Regions from separate parts of the Mus musculus genome. Here region 2 is linked to region 1. Evidence: chromatin loops called from intact Hi-C (ENCODE). Cell type or tissue: left cerebral cortex. All regions are shown on one strand.

Region 1 (8,000 bases):
CCTGGACAATAACTCCCCGAGGACAAGATGCAATGGGATACACCAGGGCACACACCATAGACATCCCCAGGGATATGGAAAGATAACTAGAAGCTGAAATGCTGATTCCTAATACAACCAACATTCCAAATGGCTTTTTTATGTTTTATTTCCATTTTTATAAAACCTTGAAGGCTTTTGATATTCCTATTTAAATAAGAAAGCATATAATTATTATGGGTCTAATATGGAAAAGTCTTAGGCAACAGGGACCCTTCCATGGCTTTCTACACAGCAGCAGATGATCTGCCCTTCTGTACATTTTTTGATTGGCAGGGACTCCACACCTACTGCAGTTCATTGACTTGTGGTGAGTTTTATAATGTACATACATGGTGACTTTGTTGCAGGACAATGTGTAAGGAATACAGGTTGTTGTTGGTTCTGAATGCAAGCTCCTAAGTGGGGGATATTCTAGACCAGGAACACTCTCGTGAGTAGTGTTAATTGGTAACCCAACTTTAAGTGTTAAAGTCACTTACGAGACAAGCTTGCAAGGCATGCCAGGGATGGTTGTTTAGCCTATGTTGATAAGGTAGACACTTGGACTGACAATGGAGGACACAACCTGAGGGCAGTGGCATTGATTGCTCTGTGTAGAGAGAATCTCTTGTACACAAGATTAGAAGCTGGGACATTGGACTTCTGGGATTGAGTCAGGCACAGGAAAGATTCACACTGAACTCTGAGGAAGACTTTCAAACCAAAGAGAGGTAATTAGCCACATGGCCTGTCTTAGACTAGTTTAAATGAATTCATTGAGTTATGTGCTTGCAAAAATGAGCCGAAGCTATTGGCCTAAGCATTTATTCATACATAGGAAGTCTCAGAGTCATTATTTCAGGGAACTTCGGCACATGTGGAAAAGCCCACCCACAGTCACAGCTCTGTTTTCTGATTGTAGCCAGCTGCTTCAAACTACTGCTGGAAAACTTGCCCACCATCAAAAATTCAGGTGACAGCAGATGCTGGCGAGGATGTGGAGAAGGAGGAACACTCCTCCATTGTTGGTGGGATTGCAAGTTTGTACAACCACTCTGGAAATCAGTCTGGCAGTTCCTCAGCAAATTGGACATAGTACTACTGGAGGATCCTGCAATACCTCTCCTGGGCATATATCCAGAAGATGTTCCAACTGGTAATAAGGACACATGCTCCACTATGTTCATAGCAGCCTTATTTATAATAACCAGAGCTGGAAAGAACCCAGATGCCCCTCAACAGAGGAATGGATACAGAAAATGTGGTACATTTACACAATGGAGTACTATTCAGCTGTTAAAAACAATGAATTTATGAAATTTCTAGACAAATGGATGGATCTGGAGGATATCATCCTGAGTGAGGTAACCCAATCACAAAAGACGTCACTAGATATGCACTCACTGATAAGTGGATATTAGCCCAGAAACTTAGAATACCCAAGATACAATTTGCAAGACACATGAAACTCAAGAAGAACAAAGACCAAAGTGAGGACACTTTGCCCCTTCTTAGAATTGGGAACAAAACACCCATGGAAGGAGTTACAGAGACAAAGTTTGGAGCTGAAATGAAAGGATGGACCATCCAGAGACAGTCTGACCTGGGTGTCCATCCCATAATCAGCACCCAAACTCAGACACTATTGCATATGCCAGCAAGATTTTGCTGAAAGGACCCTGATATAGCTGTCTCTTGTGAGGCTATGCCGGTGCCTGGCAAACACAGAAGTGGATGCTCACAGTCAGCTATTGGATGGAACACAGCATCCCCAATGGAGGAGCTAGAGAAAGTACCCAAGGAGCTAAAGGGGTCTGCAACCCTATATGTGGAACAACAATATGAACTAACCAGTACCCACAGAGTTTGTGTCTCTAGCTGCATATGTAGCAGAAGATGGCCTAGTCGGCCATCATTGGGAAGAGAGGCCCCTTGGTCTTGCAAACTTTATATGCCCCAGTACAAGGGAACACCAGGGCCAAAAAATGGGAGTGGGTGGGTAGGGGGAACGGGGGGGGGGGTATGGGGGACTTTCGGGATAACATTTGAAATGTAAATGAAGAAAATACCTAATAAAAAATTGGAAAAAAAAAACTCGCTCACCATGACACCTTTGAACTGTGAGCTAAAATAGTTTTTCTTCTCCCTCCAGTGGCTTTTGACAGTGTACTTTGTCATAGCAACAGGAAAAGAAACAGACATAAATACATTTCCTAGAGATCTTGGTAGCCCAAGGGAGGTGTGCAGAGCAGACTCCAGGCTTGGGCTTGGTCAGCTCTGACCCACACAAGCAAGCAAGGTAAAGGTCACGCTAGGCGAGAATAAGCAAGACAGGTTAGGACCCCCTAGAACCCCCACATTTGGTCTGGCATTATGCACACACACACCCAATTCTTGTAATAACTATACACTTGGTACCCAGTTCCTTCATCAACACATAATATATATTATAACCCCTCTCTAGATAATGCACTAGAAACTCAGAACTTACCCCACCCATCCCCACCCATCCCCACCTCTCCCCACCCACCCTGCCTTACTGTTCCTGCAATGGACTTCACATACTTCTATTTTTGAACAAAGGTATAAGCTTCCCTGTCCCTGGTAACAACCAAATTCAGACAGCTTCTACTCCTGTATTCTCAGTGTATCATGTTATGAAGAAGAGAGACACCAGTCCTGCCTGAACTGGTGTTGGGTGCGTGTATAATAGGATAAGTCCTCTCATTATCTTGTAGGGAGAACCCCCCATTGACCAGCTTTACAAGTAGGCATCCGTATGATTAAAATCAGATGCGGTAGGGCAACTGTTCTCAACCTGTGGATGCAACTTCTTCTTTTTTTTATTAGGTATTTTCTTCATTTACATTTCAAATGCTATCCCAAAAGTCCTCCAGACCCTCCCACCCCACTCCCCTACCCACCCACTCCCACTTCTTTCAAGAAGAATGAAGACCAAAGTGTGGACACTTTACCCCTTCTTAGAATTGGGAACAAAACACCCATGGAAAGAGTTACAGAGACAAAGTTTGGAGCTGAAAAGAAAGCATGGACCATCTAGAGACTGCCATACCCGGGGATCCATCCCATAATCAGCCTCCAAACGCTGACACCTTTGGATGCAACTTCTTTGGGGGTCGAATGATCCTTTCACAGGGGTCACCCAAAACCACTGGAAATGTCACATAACAATCCACAACAGTAGCACAATTAGTTAGGAAGCAGCAAATAATAACAATAATAATAATTTTATGGCTGGGGGTCTCCACAACCTGAGGAACCACATTAAAGGGCCACAGCATTAGGAAGGTTGAGAACCACTGTGCTATGGGAAGGGGCCATGCTTGGTAGGAAAAGTGAGCGTATGATCTAATCTATCAATCAAAGTAGAGAAGCATTCAAACAAATTTCCATAGTAACCAGCTCTTCCTTCCCATGAACTCCATAAAAAGAGACCCCAGGCTGCAGCCCGGGACCCTTACATAGCCTCACGAACATGACCCACTATCGATCTGGGCAGTGTCTTCCTCTACAATCCGCACTATTGATTTGCTCCCATAAAGCATTCTTGCTTCATTTGCAAACCTGTATGAGTGGTGATTTTCAATTCATTGGATAAGAGGCCAAGAACCTGAAAACACACAGCCAGATCCTGACCACAAGGGACGCTACTCCAAATGGTGCTTAAGTCTGGCCTCGAAGTTGCCAGCCACATGCAATCATTTTCATATGTCAAGAAGGAACAAGAAAAGGTAAAAAATCCAGCCACATTTTCCCTGCAGAACACTCCTTGATGGGCCCTGCTAATGTTAACCTTGAGAGACAGGGTAATGTTAACCAAAAGGAACCAGCCTTTTACCTGAAGAGACACTTGTTCACCTTGTTCCTGCGAACGGGAGGGGTCCCACCCCCACAAATGTTCTGAAGAGTGTTCGGAGGAAAGAGCAACGCAGCTGTGGGCGGCAGTGCGGCTGTGGGCGGCAGCTGGATTGAATGTGTTCCTGGAAGAGCGCACCATATGTTTTACATTTCGCATCCAATCTATAAATGTCCCAATAACTGGAGTCCATAAATACTGTGTTCAGAACGCTTCGTGAAAACATCTCCTTGCTCACTGTCATCTGCTCTCGGGAGGACAGCTCCTTATTATTAATAATCCCCATAGCTGGGTCATATCAGGAAACTGGGGGGACCCAGGGAATCAGAATGACCTGCTAACCTGGTCCACCCCCACCTGACTCCCGGACATTCACAAGGAAGAAGCCTACAGACTGTATCTCACTAACAAAGGCTTGGATCAGAAGCCAGAGGCTCTTTCTACACTACAGAGCTCTCCCTGCACACTGTGGGGTCCTACTTGAATGCCAGAAAAGAAGGAGGGTCATGGAAAGCTGGGAGGTTGAAGAGACAGTGTGTTCAACTCCAAGCAGATAAGACACATTTTGTGCACCACTACACAAGCAGGCACTGTCAGGAACCCAGGCACACACAGGCTGCCTACAACCATGCACAGGCACACACTCAGACTGGCACACACACACACACCCACAAACACATGGGCAGGCCGATAAAGGCAAAGACTCGAGCCGCCAACCTCAAGACCATATTGTATAGACTCCCACAAAAGTGATACTATGCCAAAAATAGTTACACAACAGATTACATCACTGTTCACTTTGGGAGTCCTTGAACATCCTGTGTCAGCCGTTTGGGGCTGACTCATAGTCCCCTGGATGTCCAGTGTCTGTCATTTATAAATGACTCAGACTGGATATCCATGTCAGTACTTTGATATCTAAATATAAATGAGTCCTCACTGCCTTCTATTCTCAAGTACAATGTACTCAGGCATGGAGCCTCATATGCCTGTGTCTGTCCATCAATAGGCTTGTGTGTCTACCTCTGTGTTTAGGTCTAGTTGTGTGTTTGTCTGCATGTATGAAGTTCATGTATACAGCCGTGTGACTAGTTGCCGGTCAGTTTCTTCCTGCATAGGTGTAGTGATAAAAGTATATCCTCTCTGAGCTAGAGAGATGGCTTGGCGGTTAAGAGCACTGACTGCTTTTCCAGAGGTCCTGAGTTCAACTCCCAGCAAGCACAGGGTGGCTCCCAACCATCTGTAATGGGATCTGCTTCTGTTGGGGAACGCCCTCTTCTGGTGTGTCTGAAGAGATCTGTAGTGTAAATAAATACATAAATCTTTTTTTAAAAAAAGAATTAGTATATCTACTCTGTCTGAGGCCCTCAAATTCTCTTCAACCTGCCAGCTTCCCACAGTCCTCCTCCTTCCCTGGCATTGGAGCATGGGTCTCACACCGGCTGATGTTTTGTGTATGTGTGTGCTTGTGTGGTGAATGAATCATGTGTGCACATGCATGTACAGACCTGATGCCAGCATCCTTCATCTTTCCCCCCTTTTCTATACTCTACCTTTATACTTGAGACATGCTCTCTTGCTGAACTGAAGTTCATCAATTGAGCTAGGTTGGCTGGCAAATGAGCTTCAGGGATATACCAGTCTCTATCCAAAGCTAGAGGTATGGACACAGGCTGCCATGCCAGCAGCCATATTGCTTTCCCAGTCATGTGACATTCTGTTGACTACCTGAGGCTTGGGGGGCTGTCCCCTCCCTTGGGGGGAAAACGTGTTTCGATTCAGAGGCAAATGCTCTGTAACAGTACAGAGGCTGCCACTGTCTCCATCTTCTGACAAGGGTAAGCAGTTTCTTCAAAGTCCCTCAGTTAATAGAGAGTAGACTTGGGAGTAGAACTCAACTTTACAATTTCTAACTTTTTGTTGTGGCACTGAGAATTGAACCTAAAGCCTCAGGCATGCTGGCAAACACTCCACCATTGAGTTCTTAGCCAATCCCGGCTTTCTAACTTCTGCATCCTTCTTCATGCTTAGTTCACTGAGGTGGTTTAGGAGGCCAATCGATTGAACTGTGATCAGCAGGCAACAGCTGGGAATGTATCTAGAAGTTAGGCCATCTCTTGGGTCCTCTATGTCAGATCCCAAAGAAACCTGGGACAAATGTCTAACTGAGCTGCCTAAGAGCATCCCAGAGCATACACAGGCCACCAGGATCACTTGGTACCTAGACCTCCTCTCCGCTCTTCTCACTCTGTTATTCCCTACCCTAAACCTCTCCTAACCCAGGGGCTCAGCTTCCATTCCCCCAGCTTCTGATTCCTATAAAAACCTGCCATTACAGCCATGTGCTTTTTTTGTTTCTTCTCCCTCTATTGTCCCCTCTCTTTTCTCTCCTTCTATCGTTTCCCCCTCCCTCCTTTCCTGACCTAGCTCAGTCTGCTGGCCATGGTCAGTCTGGACTCTTCCAGATGCCTCGGGCTGAACTCTCCCTCATATGTACAATAAAAACCTCCTCAGCTGTACTTAAGAGTGGCCATGTGCTTGCTTCAGCAGCACATACACTAAAACTGGAACTACACAGAGGTTAGTATGGCCCCTGCCCAAGGATGCCATTGCAAATTCCTGAAGCATTCCATATTTTGGGGCAGTGAGTGAGATGTAAAGTGAAGAAGTAAAAAACAAACAAACAAACAAACAAACAAACTGCAGAATAAATGTGAGCATGTTCATATATGCAGTTTTATGTTTATCTCTATATTCATTTATTTAGAATCCATATATATTGAGATAAAAAACAACCACAAAAAAATAATAACTGTGGTCATGTCCCCATTTCATTCATGTGATGTTGAAGCCCAGGAGAGGCATACACGAGCTCCCTGGCAAAGGACTTTGCCTCTCCGAATCAAGCTGCTGGCTTGGCTCTCGCACGGTGTGTATGGACCGTTTGTTTCTGCTGGCCTCCGCCATCCACTACATTTGTCTCCAAATTCTAGAGTCTGTCTCTTCAGCCACTTTTTCCCTCTACCAACTCCAGCCATTCATCTCTGCTTGCCAACTCAGTCAGTGTCCTCATTTTCATTCACTCTATTCTCTGGGCAGGGCACCCAGACCTAGGCTACCTTGCTGGTGGCCGTGGAATAAAGCTAGAGCATTGCATTCCATTAGGAGAAGGCAGGCCTGCGAGGGGCCCCACAGAGGGAATGTCCAGGTGGCTAGGAAGGGATTCACGTGGAGGGATAAAAGGAGATTCAAAATAATTACTTGTCTGCATAGCCTTTTAGCAGTCTCTTCTTTCCTCTGTTTGCTCCAAAGGGACTGGGTCTCCTTCACTCCATCCCCAGCACCCACCTGGCTGCCTAGCAGAGTCTCTACTCCATATGTGAATGAGGCATCCACCGTGCACACATTCCAGCACTATGGTGTCAGGCTGAGGCACTAGTCATGGCTGCAGGGCCAGAGCAAGAAAGGTGGGGTTGTGAGAAGGGACAGAGCCCCAGGCTGGAACTAAGACGGAGACCCACAGGATCAGGAGAAGGTTGCTTTTGTAAATGCAAGAAGCAAGACAGTCAGACTGTGGTCACTCAGAGGCCTGCTTGCCACCATAACACTTGGCATAGACAGAGGAGGTCACCAGAGGTCCACCAGCCTGGTGGCCCACCTGCAGCAGAAGCCATCACAACGTGCAAGTATGTGGTGGACTGATGGGAGACAAAGAGATGAGGAAAGCAAGAACAGTTTGAGCATTTTGAAGAGATGTGGAACTGGACATGTAAGGGTAGAGAGGAATAGCCTCTTGTGAGTGGCCAGCCCTGCCACCCGAAGTCATGGTGAAGTCCCAGCCCATGCTGCCACTGAGGACCATGTCTGGGTCTATGACCGTGCAGGGGCAGGGGTCAGTGTCCATGTCCATGGTTCATATTACCACTAAAGACCACTGTGATGTCCCAGGTCTTGGCAGCTACCAGGGACCTTGTAGATGTCTAAGGGCTATGCAGAACTGGCCCCACCCCTCAGTGGCTGCGAAACTCTGAAGGGCTGGCCCCGCCTCTCATTGGTGGCAACACATGGGAGAGAGGCCCTGCACCTCGCCCAGCACAGTGGC
Region 2 (8,000 bases), 240 kb before region 1:
TCAGTTGCAAGAAGCAATCATTCGATGAAGTCTCCTTGGAACCATGCCATCGAGCTCACCCATCACAGATCAGGTAGAAATGGTGGGCCGCCTCCAGGAAGGTTGCCTGCTAGCACTAGCCTATCCTAGATGGAGCTGTCAAGCCATTTTATGCAATGTGGCTGTGTGTGAAGGTCCTCTTGCTCTATGTCCTCACAGACTTGACTTTCCACTTTTCCTTGGGGTGTCCTACTGTGTGTACTGTAGCATGTTGCTGAGGAACTGACTCCTCATCCAGGATGGCCAGTGATGCTGAGAATCATTGACTGCCTGTCTGTCCATCTTTCTGTCTTCTCTCTCTCCCTTCCCCCACCTCTCTCTCTCTCTCTCTCTCTCTCTCTCTCTCTCTCTCTGTGTGTGTGTGTGTGTGTGTGGGTGCATGTGTATGGAAGTCACATATCAATGTGAGAGGTTATTCTTTTGGAGAAGCCCACCTCATTTCTGAAGGCAGAGTCTCTCGCTGGCCTGTAGCTCACAGGTTAGAATAGACTGGCCAGTCAGTAAACTTCAGAAATCTGCATGCCTCTACCTCTCCAGTATAGCACAATCATACCTGAGAATTTTTTTTTTTTTTAGAGCAGTGCTGGGACTTGAACTCAGGTCCTCATGCTTGCTCAGCCAGCACTTCACATCGATTTTTTTGAAATCTTACCCAGAATGCTGAGGTGGTTATGCTGACCCATGGTTCCATTTCATATGAGGCACTGATGAGTAGCTAACAATTTCACAGTACATTTCTAAATTGGGAAGTATGAGTTTCTCAGATTGAGTTAGACATTTGCATGATCATAGTTTTATGCAAATTTTAGAATCGGCTAACATATTTCATTAAAAATGCTAAGATGCTAACAAGGCCTGAGTCAGTACTGTGGGCTCCTTTGAGAGAGCCGTGCTTCCATACTGCGTGGGGCAGCCCTGCAACCTCTCCAGTCAGGCACATAGGGCAGCTGGCCAGTTACTTAGATTTTTTTTGTTCATTTCTTCTAGCAGTATTGTCTTAGTTAGGGTTTTACTGCTGTGAACAGACACCGTGACGAAGGCAACTCTTATGAAAAACAACATTTAATTAGGGCTGGCTTACAGTTTCAGGGGTTCAGTCCATTACCACCAAGGTGGGAGCATGGCAGTATCCAGGCAGGCATGGCGCAGGAGGAGCTAAGAGTTCTATGTCTTCATCCAAAGGCTGCTAGTGGAAGACTGACTTCCAGGCAACTAAGATGAGGATCTTATGCCCACACTCACAGTGACACACCTACTCCAACCAGGTCACACCTATTCCAACAAGGCCACACCTCCAGATGGTGCCACTCCCTGGTCCAAGGATATACAAACCATCACAAGTATGATTTTCAACGTATAAAATTTTACAATTCTGTCATTTAGCTCATTAAATACTTTCTGTTTTCTGTACTAAATGATATCACATTTCTAATTTCTCTTCTGAATGGTTCACTGTTAGTTTACAAAATGCAACTGGGTTTCCAATTTTTAATTATGGTTAAAATATACACGCATGTATGTATGTCTATGTACGTGTACTATCTTTTAATTTTATGTTTTTACATTTGTCCTCATTTTGCTGTGTTGTGTGGGTGAGACCACATACACCTCACACAGAATGCATGGGGAGGAGATGAGGCGGCTTAAGTAGTTGGTTTCCTCTTTCAACCATTGGATCCAGGAATTGAATTCCTGTTAGTTGACAAATTTTGTTATTCACGGAGCAGTCTTGTGTGCCCAAATATGCATAAAAGTTGCCACCACAAATGCTTTAACTGTGCATCTTGGTGGCACTTCTTTGTCTCTGTACCTCCATCTTCACCCATTTTTACGTGTCTTTTAAGACTGAAAATCTGTCCCCATTGAGCAGTGGCTCTTCCTCCCTCAGCCTCTGAACCGCCAGCTCTACACTGTCTCTAGAGTCTGGTTGACGCTTTCTACTGATGCTTCTGTTGTTCCTTCATCTCACCTGACAAAATGTCCTCAAGTTTTGTTCACAATGTTGCATGTCAGTATATTTTCTTCCCTTCTCAAGACAGTGAGTATCTCATTGTACCTGACACCATTCTGTGACTATTTATGCATCCATTCCTGAACACCTGAGTTGTAGCCATATTTTAGTTACTGGAAACTGTAACGCTAAGTACTTGCTATAAGTAAGTCCCTGCTTTTAATAGCTGGGTGAGCACACATCCACACTAACAGAATAGCTGAATCATGCCTAAAAACTACACTCATTCTCTGTCAAAATAAAACCAGATTTCTAGAACAATAATACACTTAGAGTCTATCCTTATGACGCTAATGCTGATTATCTTCTTTAAAGAACATGGTTGCTGGCTAGAGTGAATGTAAACTTGTGCGTGCAGGTGTACATTTGTGTAGCTGCATGTGTGTTCATAGATGTTCATAGATGTACATATATGTATGTACACACACACACACAGTGCTAACACCTGAAAGCTGGTGAAGTATTTACTCTTAACTACAGATTCTGTCAGATTGCAGTGTTCTGCATAAAATAATGGCCTTATCTTCTTACACATTGTCTCCTTCCCAACAAACACAAAGGTCATTCATCAAGCATGCTTACCAGTACAGGTTGTCGCAGAATGCTGAGGACTCTAGGCTGAACTGAGAAATCATGAGGTCAAGAATCAGATGCAAAGAGCCGGGCGGTCGTGGCACACACCTTTAATCCCAGCACTTGGGAGGCAGAGGCAGGCAGATCTCTGAGTTCAAGGCCAGCCTGGTCTACAGAGTGAGTTTCAGGACAGCCAGGGCTACACAGAGAAACCCTGTCTCAAAAAAAAAAAAAAAAAGAATCACATGCAAAGCTTCTCACAGAGCAGAATCAGGACAAAAGGCCAACACAAACCAAAGAAGAAAATAAGGGATCACTTAGAAACTCACAATTAGTTATTGGGTCCAAAGAAAGAGGTTGAGCATGTCTCCTCTCTCTCCAGGTCCCCCATGGTCCTGATTGGTGTGGATCTTGTTATGTAGACCAGGTTAGCCTTGAACTCACAGTTGTCCGCTTGACTCTGCCTCCTGGGTATTGAGAACTGAAGGGCCTAAAGTAACTCCAAGTCCACTGCCTTCATTTTACTGCGTGCCCTTTGCTCTACATTCTCCTCAGTTTATGAGAAAAATCGCCAGGCGACTTGGTCTGCTTCAGCCCCATAAGAGTTATGATAAAACTGCTGCCTGATCCTATAGCGACATCTTGCTATCACAGACCCCCATAACCTGTGACAAGCTCAAGGACTAACCCTCAATTTAAAAATTCCTTCTTTATATCCCCTGAATGGTGCTTGTTGTGGTTATGCTTTAAAAGGAGCCTGCTTCCTTCCATCAGGGCCACAATCGGCTCCCGAGTCTGACTGTGTCCCTAACCAGCTAGACACACTTCCTTCCCATGGTGAATAAAGTTGCTTTGGTTTTATTCTGACTTTGGTGGTCCTTTCTTTATTATTTGCACAACTCTAGGCCCCTGGAGGAATCGAAGCTGTGTGCCACCACACCCAGCTCTGAAGAGAGTCTTGGTAAGAGATCATCTAGGCATGCTTGTTAGGAATTTCCTTATTTGGGTAAGTTGAGGCTGAAAGGTCCATTCTTGAGGACTGTGGGTTGAGTTCTGGATTACAGAGGAGAGGGGGTGAGCCAAGCACAGGCATGCGGGCCTCAACCTATGCTTTCTGCTCTTGCCTGTGGGTGAAATGTCACCAGCTGCTTCCAGGTCCTGTGACGACTCCCTGCAGTGAGGAAGTGTGACCTGGAATTGTGACCTAAAATAAGCAGTCCCTCCACTAGGTTGCCATTGTCTGGGTATTTTATCACAAGAACAAAACTAAGACAAAATGACTACAGCCAAGGGGGGATTCAGATAAATTAGAGATACTCTTTTAATCAGCAATGGCCCTTGGTGGCAGGTGTAATTAAAGTAAGCCAGGGTAATATTAAATACCACTGCATGATTGAATTCTGGCATGGAGACAGGAGGCTGCCTGTCACTAACACAGTGCTCTCTGTGGATCCAGGTTGCTGTGGCTTCACACGTTAGATTAATTATTCACCTCATGAATCTGCAGAGCGACCTGTGTGAGAAGTGCTCTTAGCCCATTGCTTCGACTTGGGGAGTTTCATAAACCAAAGAGATCAAGGATCGTGGAGGATTCTAAGTTATCAGGGACAGAGCTGAACCGCAAACCCATCTCTGGAGTTCAGTTCTATTCCTTATAACTTATATAATCAGTCTTATAAAGTGCACTACACTTATATAATCAAACTTACATAACACAATCAGAACCTGGCTGGACTGTCCCCTTAATCAGCAGCGACACTGGGGACCATGATACTCCCCCTGGTCCTTTATAATTAGCCTGAACTTCATTAGGAATCTTTTGCCTTAATTCTGCTATGTCACCTAGCTATTAGTATGTGAGAGGGTATGGATATGTATGCATGTCTGCATGCATGCATGTGTTTGCACATGTGTTAGATAGAGGTGGAGGTTAGAGGATAACCTTGGGTGAAGGTTTCTTGCTAACTGCTTCATTCTTCGAGACAGGCCTCTTGGTAGCCTGGAACTCACCAAGGAGGCTCGGCTGCCTGGGCAGTCGTCCCCAGGAATCCACCTGACTCCCCTGTGACCACACTGGGGTTACAAGTCTCTTGAAAAAACTAGTTTTACAGATCAATCCTGGGAGCTCATGCTTGCAAGGCAGACCCTGATGACTGAGCCATCTGCCAGGCTAAACTACTGTATCACACCTTCCTCCACGGAGCTAATCCCTGCATGGCTACTGGGACGCTTTCCTTTTGGAAATGTCTCATGGACACAGTCACATGCTATGTAATGCCATGGCTCTGCTCATTTGCAGTCTCTGTGAGTCACTGCAGGCATTTTGTGTTTGGTGCTGACACTATACAGTTGTGGAGGACTTTCATCAGAATTAAAGCCTTCATTCCTGGAAGGAAGAGGGAGGTGCACAGGGCCAGGGAAGCAAACAACCTTACAAGTACCAGAAAGTTACAACCCAAATAACTTACAAGGCCACTCCCTAAGGTTATAAAAGCATTAAATAACTGCTGGAGAGAGTTGGATTGGAGAGAAAGCTCAGCAGTTCAGAGTGCTCACTGCTCTTCCAGAAGACTGGAGTTTGGTTTCTAGTGCTGGATCAGGCAGTTCACAAACTTTTTGTAACTCCACCTTCAGGGAATCTGACACCTTCTTCTGGTCTTCATGGGTAGCTATACATACATGGTGTTCATGAACACACACACACACAGAGAGAGAGAGAGACAGAGACAGAGACAGAGACAGAGACAGAGAAAGACATAGAGCAAGAGAGACAGAGAGAAGCCACTGGCTTGCTATTGGAAGGACATGTTGGATGTGGGAGGAAAAGTATAGAATTCATGGTGCTACTTGGGGATCTCACTAGGTGGCTCTTAAAGAGGTCTGAAGTCTCCATCAGGATACAGCAGGGATAATGGTCCACGATACTCGCAGTGTGAATACAGCACCGCCTGAGACTACCGAAGGTTCCAGGGCTTGAGCCAAGGTCCACTGCTTCTGAGAAGTCAGACAGTATTCAAAATAGGAAAAAATACCCCAGGGTGCCAGGTAGGTCATCCTGTGGGTGTCCAACAACCCCACACTGACCAGCTCTGTCCAAGGCCATTTCATGCTTACATGATAAGTGCTTTACCCACTGGTCTCTCTCCTCAGCTCCCACAAGAGGTTTTCTTACAGAAGTAACTGTATCCGCTGGCCCTCTTCCTCTCTGTCCCTCTCATCACGAGTTCCTCTCATATAAATGCAAATGGACCCGAGGTAGCAACTCTAAAAACACATCCCAGGCTGCACATCAATTCCAGGGAGGTGGCATGGAGGAGAGCCAGGAATCTGGCCTAGTTTATGCTCTCAGAATTTCATAAATCAGTCATTCAACCAGGCACAAAACTGGGTTATGCCTATTAAGGCTCTGGGAGCTATAAGAAACCCGTTGGATTTATTGTTAGCTATACCTGCGAACCATTCCTGACAGGAATAAAAGCTAATTGAGTCAGGCTGGCCTCTTTTATTCTGGTGTGTCTGGGGGTGATATGGGTGCGGATGTTTCAAAGGAAACAGGACAGCTACGTGCCACAGACCACGAAGACAACAGTCCACTTTCCACCTTTGCTTTAGTCAAATCCAAATGTCTTTAGGGGAATTCTCCTCCCTCTCTCCCCTCCCTCCCTCCCTCTCTCCCCTCCCTCCCTCCCTCTCTCCCTTCCCCTCCCCTCCCCTCCCCTCCCTTCCCTCCCTCCCTCCCTCCCTCCCCTCCCTCCCATAAGCTGAAGTAGACTCACCCAACATGAAGCAGCTCCCCTGGCCCCATGTCTGCATTTCCCTGCTAGTATTTGGGTGATGGGGTGATAGGTTATGAGAAGGAGATATTAGCCCTTGCATGTGCGTGCAAAGGGGTGTCCTCTATTTTTCTCTTCCTATTCCCTCAAAATGGATTCTCTCACTGAACCTGAAGTTTGCTGTGTTTTTTTTTTTTTTTTTTTTACTTACACTGAGTGCTGGATCTCCATGCCCCAACACACGGGTCACAGAAAACAAGTAGTCATGCCTAACTTGTATGTGGATGCTGGGGATTTGAATGCAAATCTTCACACTTGCACAGCAGTCTTACCCACTAAGTCATCTCCCTAGGTATATCAGCAGTATTTTTAGAACCACCTCTCTCTTACCCTTTTAAGCACTAAGTTTAAAAGAAAGAATGTTCAACCTGAGAATGTCCAGACCCGGTCCTTGTTCTGTGCCTATGTTAGTGGCCATGATCCTACCTAGAATAATAAGACCAGAATAATGAATACATTTTTGTCATGTAGGGTCCTCAGCTCTTTAGCTGGACAGGCCTCTACAATTGGATAGGCTTAGCTTTTGGCGTAGACAAGTCTTGCTCTCAAGATGAAGTCTTTCCTACTTTGTGATGGAGGCCACAGTCTCCAGCCTCCGAGCCTGGTCCCTGGTTTGTGACCGAAGTCAGCATGAGATCCGGTGACTTTGGTCCTTTGCAAGGTCAAGGCCAGTGAGGGACAAAGCCCCTCAGATGCAGACTCTTGCACACTTACTGCCCAGGCAAGCCTAAAAACTCCAGTAGGACTTCTTTAAGTCATACCATGGCTTCAATTTCTGTCTCTCCATCAGACTAAGAGGTACAGATGAATTTCATTGCTATCACTAGGTTGAAGTGAAAGTTTCCAGATCCATATTCTAACTCAGGAACGATGGTGCTGTGCTTGATGAGAGATGTCTGTTCTGGTCAAGTGAGAGTAGAATGAGACGTGCGTTACACTCGATCTATCCCTGTGCAACATAGCGATCGCCTAAAAACTAACACGTGTATTAGAGACCTTGTGCTAAGGGAATTCTTCATAGGCAAGAACACACCCACAAGTTCTGATCCTACATCAAAAAAATTAAACCTGTTGTATAAAGCAATTGCTTTGTCCAGTGGGTAAACACTAAATTAAATGAAACTGAAAGCGTCCTTTATGTTAGAGAGATAACGTTCTCAGTAAGGTACAAGCATAAAGACCTGAGTTCAACACTCCAGAACCCAAGCACACACAAAAACCTGGCAGTGCTAGCACATGTTTCTAATCCCAGCACTGGAGATGTGGAGAGAAGCAGACCCTTGAGGTTTCTCTGGCCAATCCCAGGCCAGTGAGAAACCCTGTCTGACAAAGCAAGTGGACAGTATTTGAGGAATGATACTCATGACTGATCTCTGACCACATGAACACACACACACAAGCATGTTCTCCCCATAGGAACATGCACACACATGTGCATACCGATACACATACAAAAATAAACTCTACTTACAGATTCTCAACAGTTATCATGAAATCCTTGTGTAAATTAGTTTCAGATGTATCTTGTAGTTTCTACACAATGA

What was found. Peaks named below come from ENCODE experiments on the same cell type or tissue, not always from the same donor. Only the 100,000 strongest peaks of a DNase experiment are listed, where the experiment ranks them.
Region 2: it touches region 1 in a loop (7-fold over the local background); 2 of 42 quality-filtered maps call a loop at or near these places.

What each region holds. Positions count from the first base shown.
Region 1 is chr1:35,755,170-35,763,169 of GRCm38, forward strand. Gm25634 (a small nuclear RNA gene) reads left to right here and starts at 6,433; the gene lies at 6,433-6,537. In left cerebral cortex, a CTCF peak has its summit at 3,664; DNase peaks (open chromatin) are centred at 3,991, 4,612 and 5,088; H3K27ac peaks cover 1,360 bases.
Region 2 is chr1:35,519,064-35,527,063 of GRCm38, forward strand. No RefSeq gene overlaps it. Among named protein-coding and RNA genes, the nearest start is that of Gm25634, 240 kb to the right of the region's middle. In left cerebral cortex, no CTCF peak of the experiment used is centred here; DNase peaks (open chromatin) are centred at 930, 2,193, 4,448, 4,853 and 2 more places; H3K27ac peaks cover 812 bases.